Linked DNA regions of Homo sapiens: region 1 is linked to region 2. A link is a loop called in an ENCODE intact Hi-C map of the cell type or tissue named here. Cell type or tissue: mammary epithelial cell. All regions are shown on one strand. Links, peaks and the distances in the headings refer to the core of each region. The heading gives the core; the rest is flanking DNA.

Region 1 (16,461 bases), core at 2,698-10,697, 1.4 Mb before region 2:
ACAATCAAGATACAGAATAATTCCATCATCTTCCAAAGTAGTCCTGTGCCCCTTTATAGTCAAGTCTCTTCCCAACCCCTGGCTACCACTGATTTAAAAAAAATAATTTACTGAAGTGAAACTCATATAACATAAAACTAACCATTTTAAAGTGAACAATTCTGTGACATTTAATACATTCACAATGTTGTGCAACACTACCCCTGTCTAGTTTGAAAACATTTCCATAACTTCAAAGTAAAATTCCTTACAGTTATCTCCCTCTTTCTTGCTCCCCAGTCCCTGGTAACTATCAATCTGTATTCTGTCTCTGTGGATTATCTAGTCTGGATATTTTATACAGATGGAATCATATATGACCTTTTGTATCTGGCTTTAACTTAGCATAATGTTTTCAAGGTTCATCCACATTGTAGCAAGCATCAGTACTTCATTCTTTTTCATGGCTGAATAATATTCCACTGTATGTATATAATCTATATTTTTTGTCCCTATAATTTTGCCTTTGCAAGAGTGTCATATAAAATGCAATTATATCATCTATCAGCTTTTGAATCCAATGAGATGTTTTGATCTGTGCTTTTAGAGTGTGTGGATACCTTCCCTATCATTTACTAAACTTTTTTTTCTCATGGTTTTGTGGTGGCATGATATTGTGGACTTATAACTTATGTGTACCCTCCTGCTCTATGCTTTATCAAATTTACTCATTTTTACATTGACGCCTTGCCCTAAGCCTGAACACTCAATGTTAGTCACCATCACTTTAAGGAAAGATCTTTGGTGTGAAATCGGTGAACACAACTTCTGAATCTTCATTTTAAATTCCAAAGCCATTTCATGGGTATAAGCAAGATTTGTGAAGAACACTTTAGGAGTCGGGATTATTTTTCCCCCATAAGACACAGAAGAGAAGAAGAAAACTGTGGGCTGGAGAGGTGAGATAGAGGCAGGAGTAAGTGATCTCTGAGAAAGCAGAACCTTCTGCTACTCACACCCATCCTAGAGAGCAGCGCTGGGGAAGGAGCAGTGTGCTGGTGAGGGAGAAAAGGAAAAATGAGTTGGGCAGACAGCTAAAGATGGGTCCTTGGTAAAACTCCTTCAAACAGAGAAACAGCCTGAAAAATCAAAGCTATAGGCACAAACAGCAGCCTGGGGAAAACTCAGGCTGCAGCTGCACAGATAAGAAAGCAAGACCCAACACAGCAGCCTTTGTTCTTGGTGTAATCAGCAGGCTCCCAGGAAAAAGTTTCTTCCCCTTTTCAGGTATGTACATGGGAGGCTCCATGGGAACTTGCATGGGGAGGGGGTGGGGCCTTACCCAAACATACCCACAGTTGCACAAACAAGAGAAGCTGCACTTTGTGCTTTCCTAAAAAGACATGCCCACAGCTGCAAAGATTAGGAGAGTTACACAGACAGCTCCACAGATAAGGGAAGTTACACAAACAGCTGCAGAGATGAGGAGAGTTTCTCATAAAAGCTTTTGGATTCAACTGTAAAAACGGCAACTCCTCTTTTGGGCCCTCTTTCCATGGCAACACCTCTTTTGGGCCCTCTCTTCTTTCACTTATTAAACTTGCACTCCAACCTCGCCCTTTGTGTCCACACTCCTTAATTTTCTTGGTTGTGAGACAAAGAACTCTGGGTGATACCTCACAAAGAGACTGCTACATTGTGGTGCTTTGGCTGAAAGCCAAGAGGTAACAAACTGTGTAACACTGGGACATTGAGATCCACATGGGCACACAAGGGCAGAGGGAGCTTGAGATGATGTCCAGGATGAGTTCTGGGACAGCATGCCATGCTCTGGGGCTTCCCTCCCACACTGGTGGGATGCCTCATACAAGTAAAGACAAGGAGCGTAGGTATCAACACAGCCAACAACCTACCTGGTTTCCTGCCCTTGGAAGAGCACAGTTTCATATCACTCAAGAAGGGCTTGCGAATTAGCCAAGAGGAAGCGTGAGGGCAGGTGGGCCTGAAGGTGTCCCTTGGTAGAAAGACCAGCATTTTGAGTGCTCACTTTGTGGCTGGAGACGAGATAGGAATTCAGCTCCCCCAGCACATGCTGGCTCTGGAGGGTCATCAGATCTGAGGACCAAACTGAGCAGAACATCTCAGCAGTTGCCAGTGTAAGGCAGATGATGGCCACAAGGGAGGAGATGCCTTTTCCGGGTGTCACAGTGCTACACAAGTCCCCAAGAGCTTAGAAACGACCTTGAGAAGAGGAGGAGGAGGAGGAAATGCTGAACTGTTTTTAAATTTGAAACTGCTAACGTACCTGGAGTTAGCTAGGAGTGTAATTTCTGCCAGCAGTTGGAATTGGAACTTGATAGAGATGAGGAGTGGCAGACTTACTAGCCTCTGTGTGCCTCAGTCGTTTCAGCTGGCAAAGAGGGAGGTGGTCATAGTACCTCCCCATGAAGGTTACTGTGAGGGTTAAATAAGGTAATGTGTGCACAGAATTTAGGATGGTGCCTGGCACACAGCAAGCATTCAGTAAATGTTTGCTCTCATTGTCTGCAAAATGCATACCTACATACCACGAACAAACAAACTGAAAAACAAAAAGTGACAGAAAATACATTGTTGGAAAAACTTACCTATGGTAGTTCTGTGGTATTGACAAGTGAACCAGGAAGTCAGACTTCCTGCCCTTTGGAGCTTTCAATTTAAGACATATTCAAACTTTTGACAGTCCCTAATGTTGCCAATAAAGCTAAAGATGAAATAAGTGTTGACTGCGGCCAGGCGCGGTGGCTCATGCCTGTAATCCCAGCACTTTGGGAGGCTGAGGCAGGCAGATCATGAGGTCAGGAGATGGAGCCCATCCTGGCTAACATGGTGAAACCCCGTTGCTACTAAAAATAGAAAAATTAGCCAGGCATGGTGGCACGCACCTGTAGTCCCAGCTACTTGGGAGGCTGAGGCAGGAGAATCAATTGAACCTGGGAGGTGGAGGTTGCAGTGAGCCGAGATCATGCCACTGCACTCCAGCCTGGCAACAAAGCGAGACTCAGTCTCTTAAAAAAAAAAAAAAAAAAAAAAAAAATTGTTGACTGCACGTTAAGCATCAGCCAATTGAGATGATAAGACTGGTTATTTTAGGAAGGCTTTATAGGGTCTTTGCATCTGGGGAGTAACCTGGGATCTTTTATTAATTTTTTTTTATTATACTTTAAGTTTTAGGGTACATGTGCACAATGTACAGGTTAGTTACATATGTATACATTGACATGCTGGTGCGCTGCACCCACTAACTCGTGATCTAGCATTAGATGTATCTCCCAATGCTATCCCTCCCCTCTCCCCCCACCCCACAACAGTCCCCGGAGTGTGATGTTCCCCCTCCTGTGTCCATGTGTACAGTAACCAAAACAGCATGGTACTGGTACCAAAACAGAGATATAGATCAACGGGACAGAACAGAGCCCTCAGAAATAATGCCGCGTGTCTACAACTGTCTGATCTTTGACAAAGCTGAGAAAAACAAGCAATGGGGAAAGGATTCCCTATTTAATAAATGGTGCTAGGAAAGCTGGCTAGCCATATGTAGAAAGCTGAAACTGTATCCCTTCCTTACACCTTATACAAAAATCAATTCAAGATGGATTAAAGACTTAAACGTTAGACCTAAAATCATAAAAACCCTAGAAGAAAACCTAGGCATTACCATTCAGGACATAGGCACAGGCAAGGACTTCATGTCTAAAACACCAAAAGCAATGGCAACAAAAGCCAAAATTGACAAATGGGATCTAATTGAACTAAAGAGCTTCTGCACAGCAAAAGAAACTACCATCAGAGTGAACAGGCAACCCACAAAATGGGAGAAAATTTTTGCAACCTACTCATCTGACAAAGGGCTAATATCCAGAATCTACAATGAACTCAAACAAATTTACAAGAAAAAAACAAACCCCATCAAAAAGTGGGCAAAGGACATGAACAGACACTTCTCAAAAGAAGACAGTTATGCAGCCAAAAAACACATGAAAAAATGCTCATCATCACTGGCCATCAGAGAAATGCAAATCAAAACCACAATGAGATACCATCTCACACCAGTTAGAATGGCAATCATTAAAAAGTCAGGAAACAACAGGTGCTGGAGAGGATGTGGAGAAGTAGGAACACTTTTATTTTTTTTTTTTGAGACAGAGTACAGTGACATGATCACAGCTCACTGCAGCCTTGACCTGCCCGGCTGAAGTGATCCTCCCACTTCAGCCTCCTGAGTAGCTAGGACCACAGGTGAGAGCTACCATTGCTGGCTAATTTTGTTTAGTTTTTGTAGAGACAAGGTCTCACTAGGTTGCCCAGGCTGGTTTTGAACTGCTGGGCTCAAGTGATCCTGTCTCAGCCTCCCAAAGTGCTGGGATTACAAGCATGAGCCACCGTGCCTGGCTTTCACCTGGGATCTTACCTTCAACCTTGTACCTTGATGGGCTTGACTCAGTGTAACTCTTCCTATAATCTGACACTCTCTCTTTCCTTTCCATATATATTACATGCAAAAATACTTTTCTGTTCAGCCAACCTTTTCAGTGGTTCAAAAGATGTATTGGTCGGCCGGGCACAGTGGCTCACGCCTGTAATCCTAGCACTTTGGGAGGCCAAGGTGGGTGGATCACGGGGTCAGGAGATCAAGACCATCCTGGCTAACACGGTGAAACGGTGTCTCTACTGAAAATACAAAAATTTAGCTGGGCGTGGTGGCAGGCACCTGTAGTCCCAGCTACACGGGAGGCTGAGGCAGGAGAATGGCGTGAACCCGGGAGGCGGAGCTTGCAGTGAGCCAAAATTGTGCCACTGCACTCCAGCCTGGACGACAGAGCGAGACCCTGTCTCCAAAAAAAAAAAAAAAAAAAAAAGATGTATTGGTCAATTTGTTAATAGCATATCATTATAAATGTGTTATTGCTAGAAATTAGCAGCCAAAATATAACACGATAGAGTGTTCCTTGTAGCTTCCTTGCTCATCTTACATTGCCCATTGTAACATTTTTAGGATTGTTAACCATATCATTTCTTCATGTTTCACAGTACTGCACTTATAATTAGTGTCTATCAGTGTCTGTTATCATACTGTCCTCTTGGCTTTCAACCAGTTAATTATTTGTTGGATTGCTTTTCAGAGTACTGGCTGCCTTCCCTATGACGTGCTGCCTCCCTTCCCGCTGATCATCTTACTCTTCTGTTCTTTGCTATTTTCAGACACTATTTTGCACTCATTATGCACAAGTTCAAACTTTAGTCATGTGAAGAGAGCTGAGTGCCTTGTCTAATTTTTCAGCACCAAACCAAATAAACAAAAAACGCATAAAGTCCATTTAAAAATATCCACACTGCATCAGGGAACAGAGAAGCTTTTTCTCTCTCATGTGAAATCTTCTCCAGGAAACCACCAGGACTGAGGCCCCCATGGCGCACACATGCTTGCTTTAGGTGCTTACGTTAAGATGGTATTTCATTAGTTTTGGATGGTCCCTTCCACAGAGCTCAGATGCTATGCTTCTTTCTATTTTAAAAGGGGGGACGAAAAGATTGGCTTTTCATCCAAAATACTCATGTTCTTCTAGCATATTAAAATTCATTTGTGACTAAGTCATTATAGTGAAGTACTTGGAAACCTTTCTATTCTAGAGAGTTCTGGGCACAAACACATTTACAGTGTGCACTAATGCCAGGCTCATGTCCTCACGTCCTCCAAGGGACAGGGATGAGCTGGGTCATAAACCAAACAGTGGGACTCTGGCAATCCCTTTTAGCTCAGGCAGATGCAAAATTGAAGACCCAAAAGAAGCCTTCCAAAGGTCACAGCAGGTTGCTCTCAGGAAAAGAGAATCAGTAATTTATTTTTAAGCAATCTCTTAGCCTCTGTGACAGTTATGTTTCCTTGTAAGCTGCTTTGGAGCCACTCACCACTCTGAAATTGCAGAGTAGGCTACGAACAATCCGGCTTCGTAAGAACATGCAAGTGAGGACCCACGAGGAGATATTCTTGTGCTTTTTAAAGTGCTTCTCTCACTTTGCTTCCTAAACTGCCTTAATTGAGGCAAGGGAGCCAACATGAGTGAGTTCCTTCCCGCGGCTTGCTCTGCCGTGGAGTTCAAGGATGCCTGAGCCCTCAAAACACGGCGCGGTGCAGTTGGGCTGATGGGAAGTCCTGAACAGCTTGCTGAATTATTACTTCATTCTCGGCTGAAGCAGCAGGAGGCGAGATGATGAGTGAAGGAAAAAACCCATGGACTCCAGCGTGGGCTGAAGGAACCAAAACAAACACTGAGAAGACAGGCCAATACTGAAATCTGTTTCAAGGATGGAGCGCGCAGGAATGTTTCACCATATTTTGTCTAAGGAACAGATTTCATTTTTTAATGGCTGTATTAATCAGTGGAAGCAGAACGGCAGGAAGGAATCCGTTTTCCCCTCTCCCCAACGCCTCCCGTGGCTCGCCCGGACATTCCCCCCATTCTTTGTACTGAAGGTGGCCTGGAAGTTTTAGAGGCGTGAGACAGGTTCTGAACTCGCATGCCCTTTCTTTCTCCTTCCCGAATAAATTTTGCGTAAGAATATTTGGGACAAGGAATCCACCATGGCGGGGTGCAATAAAAGCGTTTCACAAATTATGATTTCCCATTCTCTAGGCAGTTCAGCTCTGCCTAACAGCTCTAATTTCCTAGACAAATAGTCCTCCCTGTCCTCTCCAGCTGCTCACAGGCGCCTCTCTCTGGGTATTCTTTTTAAAATCCCTCTCCTGGGGAATTTTTAAAAAAGCTTCTCGCACTTTTTCATGCGATTTTCATGGTTCCATCCATCTCCCCACTTTTTTGGTCAAAGCCTTCCTCCCAAATATCAATTGCTTTTTCAACCCGTCCATACTACTGCTCAGCTGTTGGTTGAGCTTCTCCTAGCCTCCTGCTGCTGTCACTGGGCCAATGGAAGCCAGTCCCTTGCCTCTTTGTTCTATTATTTTATGGCAAGATAATAAACTTCTACATTTTTGAAGTACTTTTCACCGACTTGATATCAAGTATTTTGATAATCACAAAGTGATCAAACACATGTTCTCTTTTTCCAGTTACATAATGAGATCAAATATTGATTAGCAGTGAGTAGATAGATGTATATTGTACACACACACATACACCCGACCATCCTCCTTTTGGCCTATGGAGACTGTTACTCCAAAGAGCCGACACATTTGTGTTGACATTTCAGTCATCCAAGAAAGCTGCCAATGTCACTTCCTTTGAATATTTTCCTTCAGTTTTCAGGAAAGAGTTGGTGGGACTAGCTTATCATGGATGGCATGAGCTGAGGGGATGGTAATTTTTCACAAAAGTAGACATTGTTCGAGGCTAATAGTAAGCTGTAATCTAGACTCATAACTGTAGAGGGCGCTCTTGACTTAATAATGACAGCATTGCCATTGTCACTCCAGGAAGCTGGGAGGTGACAGAGTATCCTTTTATTACCAAGTATTTTATGGGGAAAGAGAGAAGGTGCCTTTTGGAATAGACAAGAAATCCATATTGTTTCATATTACCTTTTATAACATGTCTTCTTAAGAATAAGCTCATCATCTAATTCGTAGCCCCTGGTTACAGTTTTGTTGAAAGTGCAGAAGCTTCCAACTAATGAGAATGAATCTCATCAATGTCTCATACCTTGTGTTGGTCCTGCCACTTGGTAATGGGTGCTTTGCGTGCTGGGAGCTGGGAGCGATCTTCCAAAAATGGCAAGTGGGGTGGGCACTCCTTTGCGGAAAAGCCTTCTGTGGGTTTCAATTTCATTTAGCATGAACTCCCCACTTCTTACTGTGCCCTACCAAGGCCTTCTAGGATATAGCTTCTTCCTACACTTCAAGCTCTCTTTCTCTCTTCCTTCCCAGGGGCCGAATCTGGGACAGCACATGGACCTTGCCAAGCGGGGCACACTCTGTGGCATCTGCATTTGCTCTTCCATCTGCACAGTGAGCTCTTCCGTGCATCTTCCAAAGGCTGGCTCCTTCCCATTTCTCAGTCCTCTGGTCATAGAAACCCCTTGGAGGGAACTTTTTTGACTACCTCATCTAAAATAGGCCCGGCCCCAGCCAGCTTTTCTTTTTTAATTAAAAATTTAATTGTGATATAATTCACATAAGATTTCACAAAACACCACATTCACCATTTAAAAGTGTACGATTCAATGGTTTTCGGTATATTCACAATATTATACGGCCATCACCACTATCTAACTTCAGAACATTTCCATTGTCCCCAAAAGAAACCTCATACCATGAAGAAGTCACGGCCCACCTCGCATTCCTCCCAGCCTCTGGCATCCACTCATCTACCGTCTTGTCTGTATGGAATTGCCTGTGCTGGGTATGACACACCCACTTCTTTTTAAATGTTAAAGCACCCTGTTTGTTTCCTTCCTGGCATGGATGTATTTGCTCATTTACTTGTTTACCATTTATTCTCACAATCTATGAATAAGTCGCAGAGTTTCTTCACAATTCAGTCTGCCCAGCCTTAAAGTGAGCCCAGCCTTTCACCATAGGATCCAATCTATGTGGTGGTGCAACCACTTCTGGGGCTACTGTGGAAGAGACTCGTCTGTGGTAGCATGCCCTCCAAGAGTTCTTGAGGGCTCTATATCTTTTGAAGGATTTTCTGCTTTTCACTTGCAACCCACAGAGTCATAACTGATTTAATCACCTTCTTCAGAGTACTGCGTGCATTTGTAGAAGACTCTTTAAGGCCTGGGCTTCTTGCTGCAGCAATAAATACCAGTAACCTTTACAGAGCATGGGCCGTATGTCAGGCACAGGGATATGTGCTTCACTTGTATTTTTTCCACTTGGTTTTATTACAGTCCTGTGAAATAGGTATAATTATTGCATCCCATTTTAAAGATGAGAGAATTGAGGTTAAGGGAATTGGCACATTTTACTCAGCTAGTTTGTGGCAGAGTGGAGACTGGAGTCCCAGCAGTTAGACCTCCAGGGCTCATGCTCTTAACTATTCTGCTCTTTCTTCAGCCTCTCAGACTTCAGTCAAGTGTTAGCACGAAGTGACGGTGTGATGTTTGCATGCGGCATATGAATATTATTGCTCCTGGTAAGATTGTTTACGATGACATCATAGACAAAGAAATGTTTCCTTGAGTTCCTAGTATAGCAGCTGAGCAACAGTTTTTGTTATATGGGATTCTTTTCTGCCCTTTAGTTTGGGAAGTGACCAGCAAGGTGTCCTGGGAATGCCAGGGGGCTGTATAAGTCTTTGCGCATGGATGAAAGGAAGAGGCATGAGATGGAAGCTCATGCTTCCAGAGCAGATGGCCCTTGGAAGAACTTGGTTTCCTGCAGGAGGGTTGACTCCCAGGAGAACTACATCTCAACAGCTTAGCCATGTGTATTAGTCAGAGTTCTCTGGAGAAATATAACTAATACATGATATGTTTTATATATATATGTGTATATATATGTATATATATATATGTGTATATATATGTATATATATGTGTATATATGTATATATGTGTATATATGTATATGTGTGTGTATATATGTATATATGTGTATATATGTATATATATTCATATATATGTATATATATGTGTGTATATATATGTGTATATATATTTAAAGAGATTGATTTTTGAAGAATTGGCTTATGTGATTACAGAAGCTGGAAGTCCCAAATTTACAGGGTGGACCAGTAGGCTAGATAACCTGGGAAGAGCCAGTGCTGTGGTTCAAGTCTGAAGGCTGTCTGCTGCAGGATTTATACTTGCTCAGGAAAGGTCAGTCTTTTGTTCCATTTAGGCCTTCAGCTGATTGAATGAGGCCCACCCATATTATGGAGGGCATTCTGCTTTACTCAAAGTCCACTCATTTAATGTAAATCTCATCCAAAACCACTTTCACAGAAACATCCAGAATAATGTTTGACCACATATCTGGGCTCTGTGGCCCAGCCAAGTTGATATAACCATCAAGGTGAGGTACTCAGTGCTCAGGTCCAGTTCACCTAGGATCTAGGCTGGAAGGCAAGGAGGGCAGTGTTGTTGGGAGGGCATTCTACCTCCTACAAGGTGAGGGGAGTCTGGATCTCATCTACTGTAAGGGATGACCAGTCGGCTCTCCAAGGGTGGTTCTGGTGGAGAAAGATGTGTCTCAGCCATCTTGAGTTTGCCCGGAGACCAAGCACTTGTCAGAGACCCACCTTTGGGTTGGTGGGTAGAAGAGCAGATGGTCTTTGCACTTTCTCACTGGGTGGATCTCAGGGAGTAAGTGATTATTCACCCACAGAAGGCCCACTTGGTGCTAGCTTGAGCCGTCTCTGGATTGTATTCATCCATTCAACAAATACCTGCTGACTGTTTATTACATGCCAGGGCTCTTCTAAGTAGTGGGGATACAGCAGTGAACAGACAAAAATCTCTGTCCTCAAGAAATTTACATTCTGGGAGTGAGAAGAGACAGACATCTAAAGAAAATAAAGAAGTAAAGTAGTATGTTGTAGACCAGATAGTGATAAGTGCCATGAGGAAAAATAAAGGTGAGAGAGGAAATGGGGAATGCCGTGGTCAGTGGGGTGGGGGTTAAGGGGGGTAGGGGTTAGGGGTGCTGGTGGCTTGTACTGTGATGTAGGGTGGTCAGGGAAGGCCTCCCTGTATAAAAGGTGCCTTTTGAGTGAAGAGCAAGTCATGAGGATAACAGGAGGAAGGGAACTCCGGGCAGACGGCACAGCAAGTGCAAAGCCTCTGAGGAAGGACTGTGGCTGCTGTGTCTGAGGACCCCAGAGGCCAGACGGCCTGGGACAGAGTGGGGAGGAGGAGCATGGGGGGAAGTGCAGTGAGAGAAGACCAGGACCAATAGGAGGCCAGAGGGAGTGGGGCCCCAGCACCACTGTGAGGCCTGGCTTCTAATCTGAGAGATCCGGAAGCCAGTGGAGGGGTTTGTGTGGAGGAGTGACACGGTCTGGCTGCTCTGCTGGGACAGACGGTGGGGTGTGTGTGGGAGGGTGGAGGGGAGAGCCGGGCAGAATCAGGGAGACTCTTCCTGGAATCCAGGGGAGAGATGGTGGTACCAGGGACCAGCGTGTTGGGGAGAAGTGGCTGGGTTCTATATCTGCCTGGAAGTTCAGGCTGAAAGGATCTGCGGCCTAGAGTGAGGACTGTGAAGTGTGTGTGTGTGTGTGTGTGTGTGTGTGTGTGTGTGTGTGTGTGTTGTTGAACAGGGGAGGTTTAAAATGTACCTTCCCATCCAGCCCTCTCCTGCACAACCTCACATCAAGGTTGGAAGGGGATGGTCTTTAGACTTTAGGATTTCTGCCCTCAACACGAGTGTCTGAGAACTGCCTTTGGGGGCTGTTGTAGGAGGTGAAACCAATTTGATCATAATGGGAGAGAAAACCCCTCCATGGCCCAGGGTGGATTTACCTGATCACCCATCTTTCCCGGTCCTTGGTGCCGTGTGGACATCTGCGACCCAGTGGCCACTCAAAGGAAATGACCTCATGAGCGTGCCTTTCAAGCCACACAGGATGGATTGGAGTGCGACATTTGGCCGGTCGCTCTGGTTTACACCAAATGCAACAACTTGTGGCCTGCAGATCCTCAGTATAAATAGCTGGAAAAGCCTGACCTTGACAAGCTCATTTCTCATTCCTTTCTTGTTACAGGTAATAGAGCTGAAAATGTGGTTTTAATTATAGCACTAATGAAAACTGAAAATCCAGACAGACACTTGATGAACTCTGCTGCGCTTTATATTACATTTGTGCTAACTACAAAGTGCCCAGCTGGGTGTAACATGATCCCCTTTCCTCGAGCATCCGCCTGACTGAAGCTGTATAATTGATGTGTACTTTGGCAGGAGGTCAGCTTAAAGGGTTTTTTTTTTTTTTCTTTAAGATTTTTTTTTAAACATCTTTAACGGTACTTTGGGGAAAGGGGTACGTTTATTACCTGGGCTGGGAGAACATTTCTCTGGGTTGCCTGACATGCCCCACCCCCATTCCAAACTTCTTCTAGAGCATTCCGTACAGCACCTTCAGGAGAAGCTCCAGGGCCAGAAATGAGCTGAGAGACTGACTTTAACTTGGAGCCCTGTAACTTTGTTGTCGGCCGGTGACTTTACCACGCAGCCCTCCTCTCTCTATTCCTACCTGTCAGAAGGACGTGTTCAGAGTCTCTGTAAGGGACAGTTTCGGTAGCTGTGACATGGAGGCTGTGACCCATTGGCCTTGCATGCTGGCCTTCGTGTGCTGCACTGCCTCTCTCCCCAGGCCATGGGGCTCCTTACACGTAGAGGTGCTGAATAAAATACAGGATGCCCAGTTATATTTGAATTTCAGATAAACAGCAAATGCTTTCAAATTATTTTTGTTTATCTGGAATTCAAATGTAACTGGTCATCCTGTAGTTTCATTTTTGAATCTGGCAACCCAGCTCATAGAGTTTCTGTGGCTGGACAGGGTCTCGGAAGGGACTTAGGAAGAATTCCTGCCCTGACTTAGAGACAATGTAAGGTTAACTCTGCTTTAGCTAACCACAGACCTTCATCCACATCCCATCAGACTACCACATCGCGCTCTCACCCTGCTCCTTAGGCCACACCCTGCATTCACTCCTGTGGTTCTAGATGATTGGAATTCATGGCACAGCCAACCTCAAAAACAATGAAAGGTTCTGTAAAGGCCCACTGGTGATCATGGTGTCTTTACTGGCTGGGTGGGTGGCCAAGTTACATAATCTCTTTCTTGTTTAGTTTGTAATCTTTTTGTTTTTATTTACATTTTTGAATGGGTAATCTATTCATATTACTTACAGAGATTTCAATAAAACATGAAAGGTATACAGTAAGAAGTCTCCCTTTCCCTTTTCTTGTTCAGCCATCCAGTTCCTTCTCTTGTAGGCAACACATACTATTAGTTTCTTATTTTTCCTTCTAGAGATATTTATGCATAGATACACAAATAAGTATATATCCTCCCTCTTCCCGATTTCTACACAGCTGTCAGCATATTGGACCCACTGTGCTCATTGCAGTAAAAGCGTCTTCTTTTCTTCACCTCCAATATCTTGGAGATCTTCTCATACCACAGCATAAAAAACTTATTATTTTTTTAATGGCTGCATTGTGTGGTCATATCATTATTTATTTATTTATTTGAGACAGGGTCTGGCTCTATCACCCAGGCTGGAATGCAGTGGCGTGATCTCAGCTCACTGTAGCCTCGACTTTCTAGGCTCAGGTAATCCTCCCACCTCAGCCTCCCCAGTAGCGGGGACTACTGGCATGTGCCACCACCCCTGGCTAATTTTTGTATTTTTTGTAGAGGTGAGGTTTTGCTATGTTGGCCAGGCTGGTCTTGAACTCCTGGGCTCAAGCAATCTGCCCACCTTGGCCTCCCAAAGTGCTGGGATTATAGGTATGGGCCACTGTGCCCAGCCCCATCATTTAATCAGCTTCCTTTTGATGAACATTTATGTGGATTCCAATTGTTTGCTGTTACACACAGCAATGCAGTACATGCATTATTTGTATTTATGTGAATGCCTTAGGTTAAATTCCTAGATACGGAGCTGTTGGGCCAGAGTACATGCATACATTTGTAGTTTGCCAAGTTGTTCTCCATGTTAGTTTCCCATAGCTGCTACAACAAATTACCACAAATGCAGTGGTTTTAAACAGCACAAAATTATTATCTTACAATTCTGGAGGCCTAAAGTCCTCAAACCAAGATGTGGCAGGGCTGTGCTCCTTCTGGAGGCTCTAGGGGAGAATCCATTTCCTTGCCTTTTCCAGATTCTTGAAGCTACCTGCATTCCTTGGCTTGCGATCTCTTCCTCCATCTTTAAGGCTGGCTGTGTGGCATCTGCAAATCTCTCTTTCTCTGGCCACTGCTTCTGTTATCACAGCTCTGCTGGCTCTGACACTCCTGCCCCACTTTTGTAAAGAGCATTATGATGATATTGGGCTCACCTGGATAATCCAGGACACACTCTCCATTTTTAGATCTGCAACTTTAATCACTTATGCAAAGTTCCTTTTGCCATGTAAGGTAATATAGTCACAGGTTACAGGGAGTAGCATGTGGACATCTTTGTGGGGTCATTATTCAGATGGCCACACTCTCCATGGAGTTTGTCCCAATTTAAACTCCCAACACAGCCCTAACTCGCAGAATGTGCATTCAAAATTTCTGAATCTTTACCAATCTGAGAGGTTAAACAAATGGCATCTCCATGTAAATTTTACATAGCATTTTTCCTTTTATGGGAATGGGGGACCTATTCTTTAAGAATCATCTCTTTTTTGCTTTCTTTTTGAATGTCTATTCAAATACTTGCTTATTTGTCTATCAGGTTGTCAGTTGCAAAGTGATTATATGTTGGTGAGAGTAGATGGTGTTTCTGAAAAACAGGTTGCACTTTTTTTTTTTTTTTTTGCAGTTTGTCATTTGTTTTCACTTTGCTTTTAAAGGCTTTTTCACCATGTAAAAGGCTTTAGTTTTATGTAGTTGAATTTATCGAATTTATCTATGGCTTCTGGGTTTTGTGTCATAGTTACAATGACCTTCTCCACCTCAAGGTAATAAAAGAAACAGTTTCTTTTTAAATTTAAGTAAACAGAAAACATACAGTCTTTTTTGAAGAGGTAGAAAATACAGATTGACAATAAAAAAGAAAAGCCACCTAAAACATATACAGTATTCTGTGGTATATTTTATGTAAGAGGGGCCTACAACATTATGCTTTGTTTGAATGTGGGAGCAAGGCAGTGGGTCACTGAAGCTGGCCCACATTCAAGGGTAGTTGAGCCTATTGTGAGCATCTCTTCCCAACACTATGTTTGGTAACATCAATTTGGGAGTTTGAAATTAATCCTGTTGAGGGTGTTTACAGTATAGAAGTTGGCAGAAGCTACAAATCAGAGCTTTTTTCCCTAGCGAACTAGTTGTGAAACATTTACCAGCACACCACTAGGGCTAGAGAACTTGTTTTCAAAGCTTTTTTTATTTAAAAAAACCCAATAACTCAGTTTACTTAGGGTTTTTTGTTTGTTTGTTTGTTTGTTTTCTGTTTGAGAATAACTGAATGGCTATTGGTAGGACTAATAGGGATTGTATGTGGGTAGCTTTAGATCAGTGGTGCTTCTGTGCATGAGTGTGTGCAAACACACACATTTACTAGACAATCACGTGGTGCATTAAGTCTGGTGACCTGTTTTTTTTTTGTCTCTTTAATGGTATTGTAGCCATCTTTCTACCTCAATAAATATTTATCCGAATCATTATTTTAATGGTTGCATTTTATGCTGCAAAATGATTTATTGCATTTTGACCAATCCCCTGTTGAGACACTTATGAAACTTCTGTATGTCTCAGTTTCCCCCTCCAGTTGCTAGATGAGGCTATTCAGTTCTTCTCAAGGATGTTGGGATTATCAGTGAGAAAACTTTCAAGGAGTGCTGTGATACCCTCAGATATGGGAGATCTTTCCAGTGTTGGCATCACTCTTCTGACTACCCCCAACTGGGCAGGCCTTTTGGTATAACTAGCTCAGACCCCTTAGAAATGTAAATTCTGGAGCTATCTATGTAGCAACAGCAGCTCAGGAAGAGCTGAGCTAAATAATGGTAGCACTTAAGATGTGGATCCCAAAACACAGAAGCCCTGCCATGAGACAGACAGGGAAGGTGACAGTTAAGTCATAGATAACAAGACGAGGACAAATTCCATCAACTCACTGTGAAGTTTCAGACAGGCCAGCGGGAATGGAGGATTCAGGGTGGGGGATAATTAGAGAAGATATTTTTGGGCTAAGAGACAAAGTGGAAATGACATTTCCTAGTTAGCATGGACTAAAAAAGTGCCACACAATAAATCTTTCTCAGATTATCTTTTTTTTTTTTTTTTTGATCTTGCTCTGTCACCCAGGCTGCAGTGCAGTGGTGTGATCATAGCTCACTACAGCCTCAAACTCCTGGGCTCCAGTAATCCTCCTGCCTCAGTCTCCCAAGTTGCTGGGACTACAGGTGCATGCCACCATGACTGGCTATTTATCATTATTATTATTATTTTTTTTGCAGAGACAGAGTTTCTTAGGCTGGTTTTGAACTCTGGCCTCAAGTGACCCTCCTGTCTCGGCCTCCCAAAGTGCTGGGATTATGGGTGTGAGCTGCTGTGCCTGGACTGAATATCTTCAATTCTGTGTTTTGGAGAATTTAAGAGAAATATGAGAAAGGAATGAGTAGACTGATTTTAGTGAGGAAAAAATTGGACATTCTTTAAGTTCATAAACATCTTTGAACAACCACTTTGCCAGACATCAGCTTGATTTTGTTATATCCAGAACCACTGGCTACTGGTGATGCTTTTGATGATGAAATACAGTATTACTGCACTCAATTTAGTCCACAGAGTTATGCTGTGATGTTATTTGAATAACGTAATT
Region 2 (16,461 bases), core at 4,701-12,700:
TAAAACTAGAAATCAATAACAAGAAGAATTTTGGAAACTATGCAAACACATGAAAATTAAACAATATGCTCCAGAATTACCAGTGGGTCAATGAAGAAATTAAGAAAATTGAACATTTTCTTGAAACAAATGATAATGGAAACACAACATACCAAAACCTATGGAATATAGCAAAAGCAGTACTAAGAGGGAAGTTTATACCTATTAATGCATACATAAAAAAAAGAAAAACTTCAGATAAACAATCTAGCAATGCACCTCAAAGAATTAGGAAAGCAAGAGCAAAACAAACCCAAAACTAGTAGAAGAAAATAAATAAAGATCAGAGCAGAAATAAATAATTTTTAAATGAAGAAAACACTGCAAAGGATCAATGAAACAAAAAGCTGATCTTTGAAAAGTTAAAGTAAATTGACAGACTAAGAAAAACAGGGAGAAGACCCAAACAAACAAAATCAGAGGCGAAAAAGGAGACATTACAACTGATAGTACAGAATTTCAAAGGATCATGAGTGGCTATTTTGAGCAACTATATGCAAATAAATTGAAAAAGCTAGAAGAAATGGACACATATGTAGATACACACAACCTACCAGGATTGAACCATAAAGAAATCTAAAACCTGAACAGACAAATAACAAGTAACGAGATCAAAGCCATAACAAAAAGTATCTCAGTAAAGAAAAGCCTGGGACCCAATGACTTCACAGCTGAATTCTACCAAACATTTAAAGAAAAACTAATATCAATCCTAATCTAAGTATTCTGAAAAATAGAAGAGGAGGGAATACTGCCAGACTCATTCTATGAGGCCGGTGTTACCCTGAGACCAAAACCAGACAAAGACGCAACAAGAAAAAGAAAACTACAGGCCAGTATCTCTGACAGACATTGATGCAAAAATCCTCAGCAAAATACTAGCAAAGAGAATTCAACAATACATTTTAAAAATCATTCATCATGACTAACTAGAATTTATCCATGGGATGCAAAGATGATTCATCATATACCGATCAATAAATGTGACTCACCACATCAACAGAACGAAGGATAAAAACTATATGATCATTTCAATTGATGCTGAAAAAGCATTTGATACAATTTAACATTCTTTCCTGATTAAAAAAACCCTTAAAAAGCTATATATAGAAGAAACATACCTCAACATAATAAAAGCCATATACAATAGACCCACAGCTAGTATCACACTGAATGGGGAACAACTGAAAGCCTTTCCTGTAAGATGTGGAACACAACAAGAATGCCCACTGTTACCACTGTTATTCAACATCATACTGGAAGTCCTAGCTAGAGCAACCCAATAAGAGAAGAAATAAAAGGCATCCAAATTGGCATCGGAGAAGTCAAATTATCCTTGTTTGCAGATGATATAATCTTATATTTAGAAAAACCTAAAGACTCTACCAAAAAACTATTAGAAATGATAAATTCAGTAAAGTTATAGGATATAAAATCAACACACAAAAATCAGGAGCACTTCTATATGCCAACAGTGAATAATCTGAAGAAGAAATCAAGAAATCTCATTTACAATAGCCACAAATGAAATCAAATACCTAGAAATTAACTTGACCAAAGAAGTGAAAGATCTCTATAATGAAAACTATAAAACATTGAATGAAAGAAATTGAAGAGGACACCAAAAAATGGTGTTCATGTTCATGGATTGGAAAAAAAAAAAGGCGTTAAAATGTCTGGCCGGGCACGGTGGCTCACGCCTGTAATCCCAACACTTTGGGAGGCCAAGGCAGGTGGATCACCTAAGGTCAGGAATTCGAGACCAGCCTGACCAATATGATGAAACCTCGTCTCTACTGAAAATACAAAAAGTAGCTGGGCGTGGTGGCAGGTGCCTGTAGTCCCAACTACTTGGGAGGCTGAGACAGGAGAATTGCTTGAACCCGGGAGGCGGAGGTTGCAGTGAGCCAAGATCATGCCACTACACTTCAGCCTGGGTGACAGAGCAAGACTCCATCTCAAAAAAATAAATAAAATAAAATGTCCATACTACCCAAAGCCACCTACAGATTTAATGCAATCCCTATCAAAATACCAATGACATTCTTCACAGAAATAGAAAAAAATCCTAAAACTTATGTGGAACCACAACAGACACAGAATAGCCAAATCTATCCTAAGCAAAAAGAACAAAACTGGAGGAGTCACATTACCTGACTTCAAATTATTATACAGAGCTATAGTAACCAAAATAGCATGGTACTGGCATAAAAACAGACACATAGACCAATGGAACAGAATAGAGAACCCAGAAACAAATTCACACATTACAGTGAACTCATTTTTGACAAAGGTGCCAAGAACATACATTGGGGAAAAGATAGTCTCTTCAATAATCCTTGGAAAAGTGAATATCCATATGCAGAAAAACTAGACCTCTGTCTCTCACCATATACAAAAATCATATCAAAATGGATTAAAGACTTAAATCTGGTCAGGCATGGTGGCTCACACCAGTAATCCCAGCACTTTGGGAGGCCAAGGCAGGAGGTGTGCTTGAGGCCAGAAGTTTGAGACCAGGCTGGCCAAAATAGCAAAACCCCATCTCTATCAAAAATACAAAAATTAGCCAATTGTGGTGGTGCACACCTGTAATCTCAGCTACTCAGGAGGCTGAGACACAAGAATCACTTGAACCCAGGAGGCAGATGTTACAGTGAGCCAAGACTATACCACTGTACTCCAGCTTGGGTGACAGAGCAAGACTCTGTCTCAAAAAAAAAAAAAAAAAAGACTTACATATAAGGCCTCATACTATGAAACTATGACAAGAAAACATTGTGTAAACTCTCCAGGACAATTGTCTGGGCAAAAATTTTTTGAGAAATACCCCACAGGCACAAGCAACCAGAGCAAAAATGGACAAATGGTATCACATCAAGTTCAAAAGCTTCTGCACAGCAAAGGAAACAATCAACAAAGTGAAAAGACAACTCACTGAATGGGAGAAAATATTTGCAAACTACCCTTCTGACAAGGGATTAATAACTAGAATATAAAATCAGCTCAAACAACTCCATAGGAAAAAACTAATAACCCAATCAAAAAACGGGCAAAAAATTTGAATAGACATTTCTCAAAAGAAGATATACAAATGTCAAACAGGCATATGAAAAGGTGCTCAATATCACTGAGCATCAGAGAAATACAAATCAAAACTATGATGAGATATCATCTCACCCCAGTTAAAATGGCTTATATCCAAAAGACAAGCAAAAACAAATGCTGGTGAAATGTGGAGAAAAGGGAACCCTCATACACTCTGGGTGGGAATGTAAATTAGTACAACCACTATGGAGAACAGTTTGGAGGTTCCTCAAAAAACTAAAAATAGAGCTACCATATGATCCAGTAATCCCACTGCTGGGTATATACCCAAAAGAAAGGCAATCAGTATATTGAATAGATGTCTGCAGAATCCTGTGTTTGTTGCAGCACTGTTCACAAAAGCCAAGATTTGGAAGCAACCTAAGTGTCCATCAACAGATGCATGGATAAAGAAAATGTGGTACATACGCACAATGGAGTATTATTCAACCATAAAAAAAAAAGAATGAAATCCTGTCATTTGCAATAATGTGGATGGAACTGGAGGTCATTATCTTAAGTGAAATAAGCCAGGCATAGAAAGACAAACATTGCATGTTCTCACTTACTTGTGGGATACAAAAATCAAAACAATTGAACTCATGGACACAGAGTCCATGAATAGAAGGTTTGTTACGAGAGACTGGGAAGGGTAGTGGCTGGGGTTGGGGGCGTGGTGAGAGGGGAGGCGGAGATAGTTAATGGACACACAAAAAAATAGAAAGAATGGAGAAGGCCAGGAGCGGTGGCTCACGCCTATAATCTCAGCACTTTGGGAGGCCAAGATGGGTGGATTACTTGAGCTCAGGGGTTCAAGACAAACCTGGGCAACATGGTGAAACCCCATCTCTACAAAAAATTAGCCAGGCATGATGGTGTGCACCGTGGTCCCAGCTACTCAAGAAGCTTAGGTGGCAGCATGGCTTGAGCCCAGGAGGCTGAGGTTGCAGTGAGCCAGAGTTGTTCCACTGCTCTCCAGCCTGGGCAACAGAGTGAGACTACATCTCAAAAAAAAAAAAAAAAAAAAAAAAAGGATGAATGAATGAGACCTACTATTTGACAGCACAACAGCATGACTAAAGTCAATAATGACTAAATTGTACATTTTAAAAATAGCTAAAAGAGTATAATTGGATGGTTTGTAACACGAAGGATAAATGCTTGAGGAGATGGATACCTCATTTTCCATGTTATCATTACATACTTCATGCCTGTATCAAAATATCTCATGTACCCCATAAATATATACACCTACTATGTACCCACAAAAATTAAAAATAAAAAAATTAAATATAGTAAAACAGTAAGAGGAAATGGAGACAGTAAGTATAGACAATGCTTAAAATTTTTTGGAGAAGTTTGACTGTGAAGGGAAGGACAACAGCAAAGGAGACAGTAAAGTCTGAGGAGGGCTTTCTGACTTCTTCTCTAGCCTCTCAAATGATGGGAAAGACTTGAGCACATTTAAGTGCAGATAAGAAGCCTCTGGGTCAAGGAGAGAGTTTAAAGATGCAGGAGAAAACACTGGAGAATCTATTGAGAATAGGAGGAAATGGGATGTGGGCACAGATGGATTAATCTTTGATAAGAACATGAACACCTCTTCTGCCTAATGGCAGGGAAGGAAGAGAGACCATCTTGTGTAGATTTTGACAGTCCGGAAGGTTTGGTAGAGTAAATCAAGGGAGTTATTCCCTTGGCTCCAATTTCAATGGGAAATAGGAGATGAAGTCATAGGAGAATGAGGAGTGAGGCTAGGTTGCAAAGGGCCAGGGTTGACTAATCAAAGATAGTAGACAAGATTGAAGGACAGTGTCTATGACAAAGATAAGGACAGGATCTATGCATATTGATATATTTGGTTACAGCTCAAAGATCAGAGCACACTACTAAAAAAGCATGTGGGGCTGAGAAACTCATCAATATTTATATGTCGTGCTGATGCTCTTGGTTCTAATAGTCTTTACGAGTTTAAGTTTCTTAGTGGCACAGAATCCAAGATATGCACCCTTTCATTCTTTCATTCATTCATCAAATTCTTGTTGAGCACCAGTCATGTGCCAGGTACTATGCTAGGTGCTTGGGAGATATGGCTGTGAACAAAGTAGAACAAGGCTGGGAGCCTTAGGGACCTCTATTCACATGATCATGACATGAATTGTGCCCACGGAGCTGGAATGGTGCCAGTGCATGGAATTGGAAAGTCTCTCCCTTCAAGGGGCTCTTATAATGGTAGAAAAGAAGGCTGGCTGGGATGAAGACAAATATGCTGTATTAGTCCGTTTTCACACTGCTATAAAGAAATACTTGAGACTGGGTAATTTATAAAGAAAAGAGCTTCAATTAATTCATAGTTCCACATGGCTGGGAAGCCTCAGGAAACTTAAAATCATGGCAGAAGGGGAAGCAAATACATCCTTCTTCACATGGTGTCAGGAGAGAGAGTGAGTGCAAGCAGGGGAAATGCCAGGCACTTATAATACCATCAGATCTCATGAAAACTCATTCCCCATCACGAGAACAGCATGGGGAAAACTGCCCCCTTGATCCAATCACTTCCCTCCCTGGACACATGGGGATTACAATTTCAGATGAGATTTGGGTGGGGACACAGAGCCAAACAATATCATAAGCTAACAAACAAATGTGATAATTTTGAATTCTTGGTAAGTTTTATAGGAGAACAAAAGCAAATGAGGAAATAGAAAGTAATGGGGTGGTGGGGATGCAGTGTGGTAAAGGCTACTACAGACTGCCTGGCCAGGAAAAGCCTTGCTGAGGGATGATACTGGGGCTGAGAAACATAGAGCCACAAGAAGAGGCAGGGAAAAGCCTGGGGGCCAAGGGAATGGTATGTGCTAAGATAGAAAAGTAAGGAGTCCTGAATGACTGGATACAGTGAGCAAGAGGTCAGCAAGGTAGACGGTCCAGATCCTGTGAGGCCTTTCAAGCCATGATAAGGAGTTTGGATTCTATTCTAAGTGTGATGGAAAGCTACTGATGTTATTAAGAGAAGAGTAAATGTTGTGATTTACAGATTTAAAGGATCACTCTGGCTGCTGTGTAGTGAAATGGATTGGAAGGGGAAAGATCAGAGAGGCCACTTAGGAGGCTACTGAATAAATAATATAAGTGAGAAGACAGTAGCTAAGATTAGGGTGGGGTGGTGGAGGTGGAGAAAAGTGGAACAATTTGGGATCTGTTTTAGAGACAGACCAACAGGATGTAGTGTTAAACTAGTCATTGCAGACTGGCAGTAAAGGAAAGTGGAAAATCAAGGTTGACTCCTAGTTTGTAAGTTGAGCAAATGGGTTGAATGGTGATATTATCTGATGGGATGAAAAATACTGGGGCAGAAGTAGATATTGGAGGAAAAGTCCAGAGTCTCACACTGCACATTTTAGTTTGAAGTGCCTACTACACATGGATCTACAGGTCTGGAGCTTCAAGCACAGGTCTGGGCTAGAGGTTTGGAAATCATCAACAGAGAGATAGTATTTTAAGCCTCAAGGTATGAGGAGATCAGCTGGAGAGAGAATGTATGTAGAGAAGAAAAGAGGTACTATAGCATGCTGACTTCAGAGATCAGCTAGAGGATGAGCCAGCAAGAAAGCAAGGAAGTCTGAAAAATGAGAAAAGAGAGGTAGAGGAAAAGCTCAAAGACGGCAATGTCCAGACTCCAAGAGGAGTGTGTGTTCAGAAAGAGAGAGTGGGCAAGCGGCTGAGAGAATTCGAAGAAAAGGATGGAAAGGGCACCATTTCTTATGCCACATGAGGATTATTGGTGACATTAAAAAACTGACTCAGTGGACTGATAGAAACAGAGGTATTGGGGAGGAAAAATAATTTTCCCTCAACCCCTCGTAGTTCTTAGCTGGGATGCCTATAACAAAAGACAGATTAACAAAAGAAAAACAAACAATTTAATTAATGCATACAGCACACATCATCTGGGAGAAATTTCAATGAAAAGTAACTCAGATCAATGGCTTATACAGCATATACAGCATCTTCAACAAAGAACAATACATTTGTAGAGAACAGACAAAGAAAAGCAATTTTAGACTTCTAAGGAAAGTTAAATATATTGGAGGAAACTAACAGATAAAATTTGTTTGCAAATCACTCTGGTGCCATGTTTGGGTTGGTAAGAGTCTAGAGTGGTCTCCAGCAAAGGAGAATTTATAGCCTGTCTTTAGGCAGAAAAGGAGGTTGGATAAAGAGAGCTTTTCCTCTACTGCATCTTAATTGCCTTTAGCTCAAAAATAATTTTTATGTCAAAGAGGCAGTTTTGATTCATACAGATGTGAAAAAAAGAAGCATATTTTGAGGTGACATGTTTTCTTCAGATGCAAATGTGGGGGTGAGTTTTAAAGTAATCGAAAATTGAGAAAGCAAAGCTATTACATACAGGCCTTTCATTTGAGTGGTTTTGTGTTTAAAGGAACACAGAAGTAAAAATATAGGGAGATATGTGATCGAGAGGGACTTGTTTCTTTATGTATCTAAATGGAAGATAGTAGAGTCTGTTTATATGGTGAAGGAAATTATATGGAACCTAAAAATGAAGAGTTATCTTTTTTTTTTTTTTGACACAGGGTCTCACTCTGTCACCCAGGCTGGAGTACAGTGGTGCAATTACGGCTCACTGCAGCCTCGACCTCCCAGACTCAGACTCAAGTGATCCTCCCATTGCAGCATCCCAGGTAGCTAGGACAACATGTGCATGCTACCATGGCCGGCTAAGTTTTAAAAATTTTTTATAGGTTGGGGGGGTCTCCTCATGTTGCCTAGGCTGGTTTTGAACTCCTGGGCTCAAGCAATCCACCTGACTTGGCTTCTCAAAGTGCTGGGATTACAGGCCTAAGCCACCACCCCTGGTCAAGAGTGTATCTTTTAATAGGTGTAGGGACACATTTTCATTTGTTTACTAAGTTCTTGTATTTGTTTTGCTTTATTTTAGAGATAGCATCTTGCTCTGTTGCCCAGGCTGGTCTGAACTCCTGGCCTCAAGTGATCCTTGCATCGTGGCCTCCCAAGCCAAAGCACTGGGATAGAGGCATGAGCCATCACACCCGGCCTAAATTCTCCCTTTTATTTTCTTTCTTTCTTTCTTTCTTTCTTTTTTTTTTTTTTTTTTTTTTTGAGACAGAGTCTCACTCTGTTACTCAGGCTAGAGTACAGTGACACGATCACAGCTCACTGCAGCTTTCACTTCCTGGGCTCAAGCAATCCTCCCACCTTGGCCTCCCAGGTAGCTGGGACTACAGGGGAACACCACCATGCCCAGCTAATTTTTTGCATTTTTGGTGGAGACGGGGTCTTACCATGTTGGCCAGGCTGATCTCAAACTCCTGGATGCCAGTGGTCCACCCCCTCACCCCGCCCCAGCCACCCGGCCTCCCAAAGTGCTGGGATTACAGGCTTAAGAGCCACTGCACCGAGCCTAAATTCTTAATGAATTATTTGTTGAATTTAGTTCAAGAGAGAAGAAAGGTTTATACAGTGACACCTCCCAGGCACCAGATGGCAATGTTCAGCTGCTGTTCTGTTCCCTGTCACCTGAGAGCACCCTCTCAAGAGCTAGTAGATAACATGCACTTCTGTCCTTCCAAGGTGGACTGAGTTGGCCCTAGGGCAGTTGAAATTTTAGATGACTTTCTGGTTTGGCTCTTTTAGTGGAATTGCAACTCCTGGGAAAGAACAGAGGGTTTATGCATTTAAAGAGGACATTGTGTTACAAAGGACAAAGGGTAGGGAACATTTCTCAGAATGGGTTTGAGAGTCAGCAGTTTACCTGCCACCCAAAACTAGGAGGAACCAGCTAGACAATAAATAACACTAAAAATCAGGGAGAAGCCTACATGTTTATTAACAAGGAAACACTGATCCATCATTGTAGGATGAAGGCAGCTGTGAGGACTGGATTCTTGGCCTGTGGATTTCCAGTGACTCTCACAGGTGGCAGCAGCACTTCTAGGCTGGCAAATGCACTTCTGTGCTGTCACCGCTGGTTTCTCTATGGCCTCTGACTCTCTGCCCTAGTTATACTGAAACTAATCTCAATCACATCCTTCCTTTCTTACATCCTGGCCCAGATCTGACCTGGGAAGGGCTTCCATCCGATCAGCACAATAACTCAAGCAGCCCCACCCTCTCGTTGACTAATATTGACAGTATTTGTTTAAATACATTTGTGATCAACTTACTCTAGCCTCTTGGGCCTTTCTACTTTTATAAGATGGTTAAAGCCTTCCAACAACCCAATCTTGAAAATTGATGTGTATTTCTTCTAGCTTGGCAGGGCTTTTCCTATTTCCTCCTGGATATTTGGAATTATCCCAATGAAGAATCTTTTAAACAAATATTTCCTCTTATATTCTCTTTTTCTTTTTTTTTCCTTTGTTCTTCCTGATAACCACAAATCAATCTAAATCCCCCTTACGTTTTTCATAGTCTTTACTCGTGCTTAGGTCTTCTTTGCTTTGAAAAGTGTCTTTGTTTCTGGTGCACCTCCAAATTACCATCTTATTTCTTGCTTTTCTTTCCCTGGCAAACCTCCCTTTATCTTCTTTAACTCTTGGAAATCTGTTTTCCATCAGCTTTAGAATTGTCCTCTGCAAGGTTAAGAGTAACTTTTGCCAGTCACTATTTTCCTGAACTTTTCTATGTCATTTGATACTGTTGACCAACCTTTCTTTCTTCAAATAGTTTTTCTTTCTTCTTTTTTTTTTTTTTGGCTCACCTAACTAATCTGATTCTTTTCTCAGCTCTGATCCTTTCTTCTCTGTTACCTTAGATAACTCTTCTTCCTACTTCTGCCTGTGGGGAACAGCGACCCAAGGGGCAGCCTCATTTGGGGACTCTGAGCCATTCATTAGGGCTCACTTCTGTGTTAATGACTTCTCTGTGTGATCTGATCGTCTCACAAGACTGCCAGCCTTCTTTATCTAATTGTCCTTTAAACATTTCCACTGAATGTGATGCTTTCACCCCAAGTTCAGTATTACTTTTTAAAAACTCTTCATCTTTACCTGGCTCCCTGAAATCATCTCCTTTAAACTTCCATTTCCCTGTCCAGGAGTACCCCTGTTATTCCAGTCACCTCAGCATAAAAACTTTGAAGCATTTATGACCATCTTTTTTTTAGACCTAGGTTTTAGTCCCAGATCTTCCACATACCAGCTGTGTGGCTTATTTAGGACAAGTTGTATAACCAGATAACCGATCTGTCCATCAGTGAACTCACATTAAATAAGGATAGTAATAAAAACTAAGGGTTATTGTAAGGAACATTTAAAGTGACTTGACAGTGCCTGGAACATCAAAAATGCTCAGAAACTTTTTGTTAATACTATTTTTGAAATCCCCTGCATCCTCCACCCCCTATTATTTATCTTACCAACCAAAGGTTTTTTTCTTACATCTAAGTTATGAACAGATTCCGAACCAACCTTTCAGATTCCAGTCCCTAGCTCTTTCAAACCATCATGCATGTTTTTACCAGATTAATCTTACTTGAACATTGCTTTCATAATATTACTACCACACATCAACATTTTTTTTTTTTTTGAGATAGCGTCTTGCTCTGTCACCCAGGCTGGAGTGCAGTGGCACGATCTTGGCTCACTGCAACCTCTGCCTCCCAGGTTCAAGGGATTCTCCTGCCTCAGCCTCCCCAGTAGCTGGGATTACAGACGCATGCCAACACACCAGGCTAATTTTTGTATTTTTAGTAGAGAAGGGGTTTCACCATGTTGGCCAGGTTGGTCTCGAACTCCTGACCTTGTGATCCACCCACCTCAGCCTCCCAAAGTGCTGGGATTGCATAAGCCACCGCGCCTGGCCCACAAACCAATTTTTAAATGGCTCCTCTTTTTTTTTTTTTTTAAACCACAGAGTCTAAACTTCTGTCCTTCCTGGTTTGGCTTCACTCTGTGGCCACCAACCCCAAGCATCTCCTTAGCATTTATTCCTTTCTTCTCCTGGCTGGTGAGCATTCCATACTCACTTCTGCCTCGTGATTTTCCCATGCTAATTGTCTTGATAGGCCTAACTCCATCTACTCCTTTGTCTGCTTAGCTTTATCGTCTTCAGAAAACATATCATGACTTCGTTAATCAGCTTCTTACAGAGTCTAGACTATCACAGTCCTCAAAATGGATCTGTACTTCACAATTTAGCCTTTTATTTTTGCTCCCTTTTTTCCCTTCTGATTTCTTTATTACTTTATTATTATATAATTCACATACCATAAAATTCAACGTTTTCAAGGATACATGTCAGTAGTTTATAGCAGCAGTCCCCAACCATTTTGGCACCAGGGACCGTTTCGTAGATGACAATTTTTCCACAGACTGAGGTGCAGCAGGGTGGGGTGGGGGAATGGTTAGGGGATGAAACCGTTCCATCTCAGATCATCAGGCATTAGATTCTCATAACAAGCGTGCAACCTAGATCCCTTACATGTGCAGTTCACAATAGGGTTTGCATGCCTATAAGAATTTAATGCTGCTGCTGATCTGACAGGAGGTGGAGCTCAGGCAGTAATGTTCATTCGCCCGCCACTCACCTCCTGCTGTGCAGCCCAGTTCCTAGCAGGCCACGTACTGCTACCGGTCTGTGGCCCAGGAGTTGGGGACCCCTGGTTTATAGTATATTCATAGAGTTGTGCAGACATCACCACTATCTAATTTCAGATCATTTTTATCACCCTCAAAATAAACATTGCACGTATTAGTAGTACTTCCCATTCTTTCCTCACCACCCTCCCCGCTGCCCCCAGTTCCCAACAACCACTAATCTGCTTTCTATCTCTATTGTTTTGCCTATTCTGGATATTTCACATAAGTGGAATCATACAATACCTAACTTTTTGTGTCTGGTATCATTCATTTGGCATGATTTCAAGTTTATCCATTTTGTGGCATGTATTGGTACTTAATTCTTTTCTTAGGCTGAACAATCTTTCTTTCTTTCTTTTCTTTTCTTTTTTTCAGACGAAGTTTAACTCTTGTTGCCCAAGCTGGAGTGCAATGTTGCGATCTCGGCTCACTGCAACCTCCACCTCCTGGGTTCAAGGGAATCTCCTGTCTCAGCCTCCCGAGTAGCTGGGATTACAGACGTATGCTGCCACGCCCAGCTAATTTTTGTATTTTTAGTAGAGAGGGGGTTTCACCATGTTGGTCAGGCTGGTCTCCAACTCCTGATCTCAGGTGATCCGCCCACCTGGGCCTCCCTAAGTGCTGGGATTACAAGTGTGAGCCACCATGCCCAGCCGAACAATATTTCATTGTATAAATATACCACATTTTGTTTATCCATTAATTACTTGAAAGACGTTTGGGTTGTTTTCATCTTTTAGACATTATGAATATTCATGTATGTTCAAGCTTTTATGTGGGCATATGTCTTCACTTCTCTTGGGTATACACCTAAGAGTAGAAATGGTGGGTTATGGGATGTCTGAATCTATCTGTGCTGCTGCAACAAAATACCACAAACTGGGTAGCTTATAAACAATAGAAATCTGCTTCCCACACTTATGGAGGCTGGAAAGTCCAAGATCAAGAGGCCAGCAGATTTGTGTCTGATGAGGGCTGCTTTCTAGTAAACAGTTGGCACCTTCTCGCTGTGTCCTCACATGGTGGAAGGGGCAAATGAGCTCCATTAGGCCTCTTTTATAAGTGTGCTACTCCCTTATTAAAGGGATTAATGATCTAATCAAAGGCCCCACCTCTTTATTTTTAATTAAAAAAATTTTAAAGTTTGTTTTTAGAGACAAATGAAAACAACAAAAAAAATTTTTTTAATTTGATTTTAGGGCCTCACTCTGTCATCCAGGCTGGAGTGCAGTGGCATGACCACTACTCAATGCAGCCTCAAACTCCTAGGCTTGGCCAGGCGCAATGGCTCATGCCTGCAATCTCAGCACTTTGGGAGGCTGAGGAAGGCAGTTTGAGGTCAGGAGTTCAAGACCAGCCTGGGCAACATGGTGAAACCCTGTCTTTACTAAAAATACAAAAATTAGCCAGGCATGGTGGCATGCCAAGTAGTCCCAGCTACTTGGGAGGCTGAGGTAGGAGAATCACTTGAGCCCAGGAGATGGAGGCTTCAGTGAGCCAAAATCGTGCCACTGTACACCAGTCCAGGTGACAGAGTGAGACCTTGTCTTGAAAAACAAAAGAAAAAAAAATTCCTGGGCTCCAGCAATACTCCCACCTCAGCCTCCTGAGTAGCTGGGACTACAGGTGCCCACCTTGATGCCCAGATAATTTTTTTTACTTTTATTTTTGCAGAGACATGATCTCACCATGTTGCCCAGGCTGGTCTCAAATGCCTGGGCTCAAGCGATCCTCCCACCTAGGCCTCCCAAAGTGCTGAGGTTATAGGCATGAGCCACTATACCAGGCCTTCCCCATCTCTTAATATCATCACATTGGGGGTTTGGATTTCAACATATGAATTTTAGGAGGACACAAACATTCAGACCATGGTAGCTATGTATATGCTAACTATATCTATATATATATGGTGACCATATATATAGTAACTCTATGTTTAACTTTTTGAGGAACTGCCGAACTGTTTTTCAAAGCAACTTACCATTTGCTTTCCCATCAGCAGCGTATAAGGGTTGCAATTTTTCCACATCCTAACCAACACTTGTTATCATCTTTTTTATTATAGTCCTTCTAGTAGGATGTGAGGTGTTATCTCATTGTACCTTAATTTGTATTTCCCTGCTGATAAATGATGTTGAGAATATTCTGTGTGGCCATTTGTATGTCTCCTTTGGACAACTGTATATCCATATTCTTTGCCCATTTTTAGTTAGGTTATTTGTCTGGGGTTATTGTTGAATTGTAATAGCTCTTTATTTATTTTTTATACAAGTCACTGAAAATATATATGATTTGCAAATATTCTTCCCATTCTATAAATTGCTTTTTCACATTTTGGTTGCTGCCTTTAAAATATAACTATTTTAAACTTTGATAAAATCCAACTTAACTATATTTTCCTTTGTTGCTTATGCCTTGATGTCTTATTTAAGAAGCCATTGCCTAATCCAAGGTCATAACGTTTAGTACTATATTTTCTTGGAGGAATTTTATAGGTTTAGACCTTACATTTAAGCCTATGCTGTATTTAGTTAATTTTTGTATATGTTGTACGTGGCTGTCCTTTCTGATGTTTTAAATATAAGCCTCCTGTATCAGATAGATGTTCCTTAAGAATTTGTGACATGTGTTATACATTTACATGCCTGTCTCAATGTCCTACACTGTGCTAGACACATAGTTACTGTGTTTGTACGTGTGAACATTTGATATTTTTGTTGAGGTGAAGAATATTTCACAAGATGTCCTGGTGTTCAAACTTAAGTCGGTGGGGGGAGGTGGGGGAAAAGGTATCCCGAGCATGGTTTCCTACATAAAACTTTCTGTAACTAAAGCAGTAAATGTAAGCAGTGCATTTCTTTCCCCTTAAAGATTTCACTGTTATCTCGGAGCCCTTCTTTGGTCTGTGAAAACAGCCATATTCCTAGCAAATCTTGTTTCTCAGTTTGCCAGTCCTTTTCTTGCTAATTACAGTGACTGCCCATTTCTGTCAAAAAAGTGGCTTTTGCAACCTCCCTTCCCATTTAGATCACATTCCACACCCCTGGATTTCTACCTCTTTAGTAGCGTTATTGGTGTGTGCCATTTTTGGCAATCCCCAAGACAAAGAAAGAATTCTACCCACCTGGTATTTGACAAGAATAATTCATTACATTTCATCTTGCTGGCCTCATGTCGCATTTTCAAGTCCCCCCTTACACATTTCACACCCACACAAATCCTCTCTTATTTTCTCCTACCCCCATCCTCTCTCCTTCTTTCAAACCCAGGGGTTATATTTTGAATTGACCTTCTAGAAATATAAAGCACAGTGCAAGTAGGCACAGAAAAAAAGCTAAAGTCAACCTGAGCATTACCAAGCCCGAGGGCTGCATTTGACGGCAGATCTGTGAGGCACTGCTTGGTCTAAATCTAAGTCCAGTGCTTGGTACCTTATTTGGATATTGCTGCTTTCATTGCTTGAGCTGTTCTTCCAAACACTGGCGTACTCAGCTACTTTTCAGTATGATGTAAGTACCACAAGCATTGCATTGTCCTAGTGGTTCTAGCAGGGGATTTCAGATAAGAGTCTACATTTGAATACATTCTAAATCTTAGGTAGAAGTGAATATTTAAGAAATGCACTTGAAAGCGTCACTTGATAAACTGGAAAAAAAAAATCCCAGTTTCAGAGAGGTGAGGCTGACTCCTCTTTAATCTTCAAAGCAAGTGACAGCTTGAAATAGTCAAAAAGAAGGCCTGAAGGGATCAGCTGCACCCAACCTAATCTAATTATTCTTCCACTGGTACTTAACTGAAGGTCCTTGCCTTCCTGTGCATTAATTGCTCAAATATATACTGCTGACTTTCTAAAGCCAGTAAAGTGTCTTATGAAGCTATACTCAAGCGATTTCAAATGTTAAGAAATAGGGCAGTTATTCACAATATTAAAATTCCCCACCCCCACTCTCTGTCACTAAATGTAGAGAACATTCGTAGAAGTGGATTCAGGAAAGCACGGTAGTTAGAGCAGTCGGTGCTGTCGTGGGGGTGTTCAGAAAGTAACTCTTACTGGAAAGTGGGAAAATAACTAGAATTTGGAAACCGAGTACAGATGCTCTGCAACTTATGATGAGGTTACATTCTGTAAATTGAAAATATTGTAAGTCAAACATGCATTTCATATACCTAACCTACCGACGAACATCACAGCTTAACCTAGCCTATCTTAAATGTATCCAGAACATTTACATTAGCCTCCAGTTGGGCAAAATGATCCAATATGAAGCCCATGTTATAGTAAAGTGTTGACTATCTCATGTAATTTATTGAATACTGTACTGAATGTGAAAAACAGAAAGGTCCTAGGGGTATTCAAAGTACGGTTTCTACTGAATGCCTATCGCTTTCACACCGTCATAAACAAAAAATCATAAGTCAGGGACCATCTGTATTAAAAGAGTTTCTAAACCATGACAGTTGGCTTCAACAATTTTGTCTGAAGGAAAGGGAATATTCAGAAAGGGCATAGATATTTTAGGTTCTAGAAAGGCATGTTTAGAAAGCCATAATTTTTTTGTAGCTTACTGGAGCATGTGCAAATGTCATAAGATACAATTCTTAGCTTCATTCCCAGCTCCATTTTAAATCTCTACTCCAAAATAAATAAATAAATCTCTACTCCACCCCTCTAAGCCTCCCAATCCCCACCCACCTTTTTTTTCTTGTTTTG

What was found. Peaks named below come from ENCODE experiments on the same cell type or tissue, not always from the same donor. Only the 100,000 strongest peaks of a DNase experiment are listed, where the experiment ranks them.
Region 1: it touches region 2 in a loop (12-fold over the local background); 3 of 110 quality-filtered maps call a loop at or near these places.

What each region holds. Positions count from the first base shown.
Region 1 is chr14:54,339,139-54,355,599 of GRCh38, reverse strand. No RefSeq gene overlaps it. Among named protein-coding and RNA genes, the nearest start is that of CDKN3, 50 kb to the left of the region's middle. RefSeq lists an enhancer at 15,362-15,883. In mammary epithelial cell, for the core only: a CTCF peak has its summit at 7,410 (motif pointing right); no DNase peak of the experiment used is centred there.
Region 2 is chr14:52,953,503-52,969,963 of GRCh38, reverse strand. No RefSeq gene overlaps it. Among named protein-coding and RNA genes, the nearest start is that of FERMT2, 11 kb to the right of the region's middle. In mammary epithelial cell, for the core only: a CTCF peak has its summit at 8,657 (motif pointing right); a DNase peak (open chromatin) is centred at 8,673.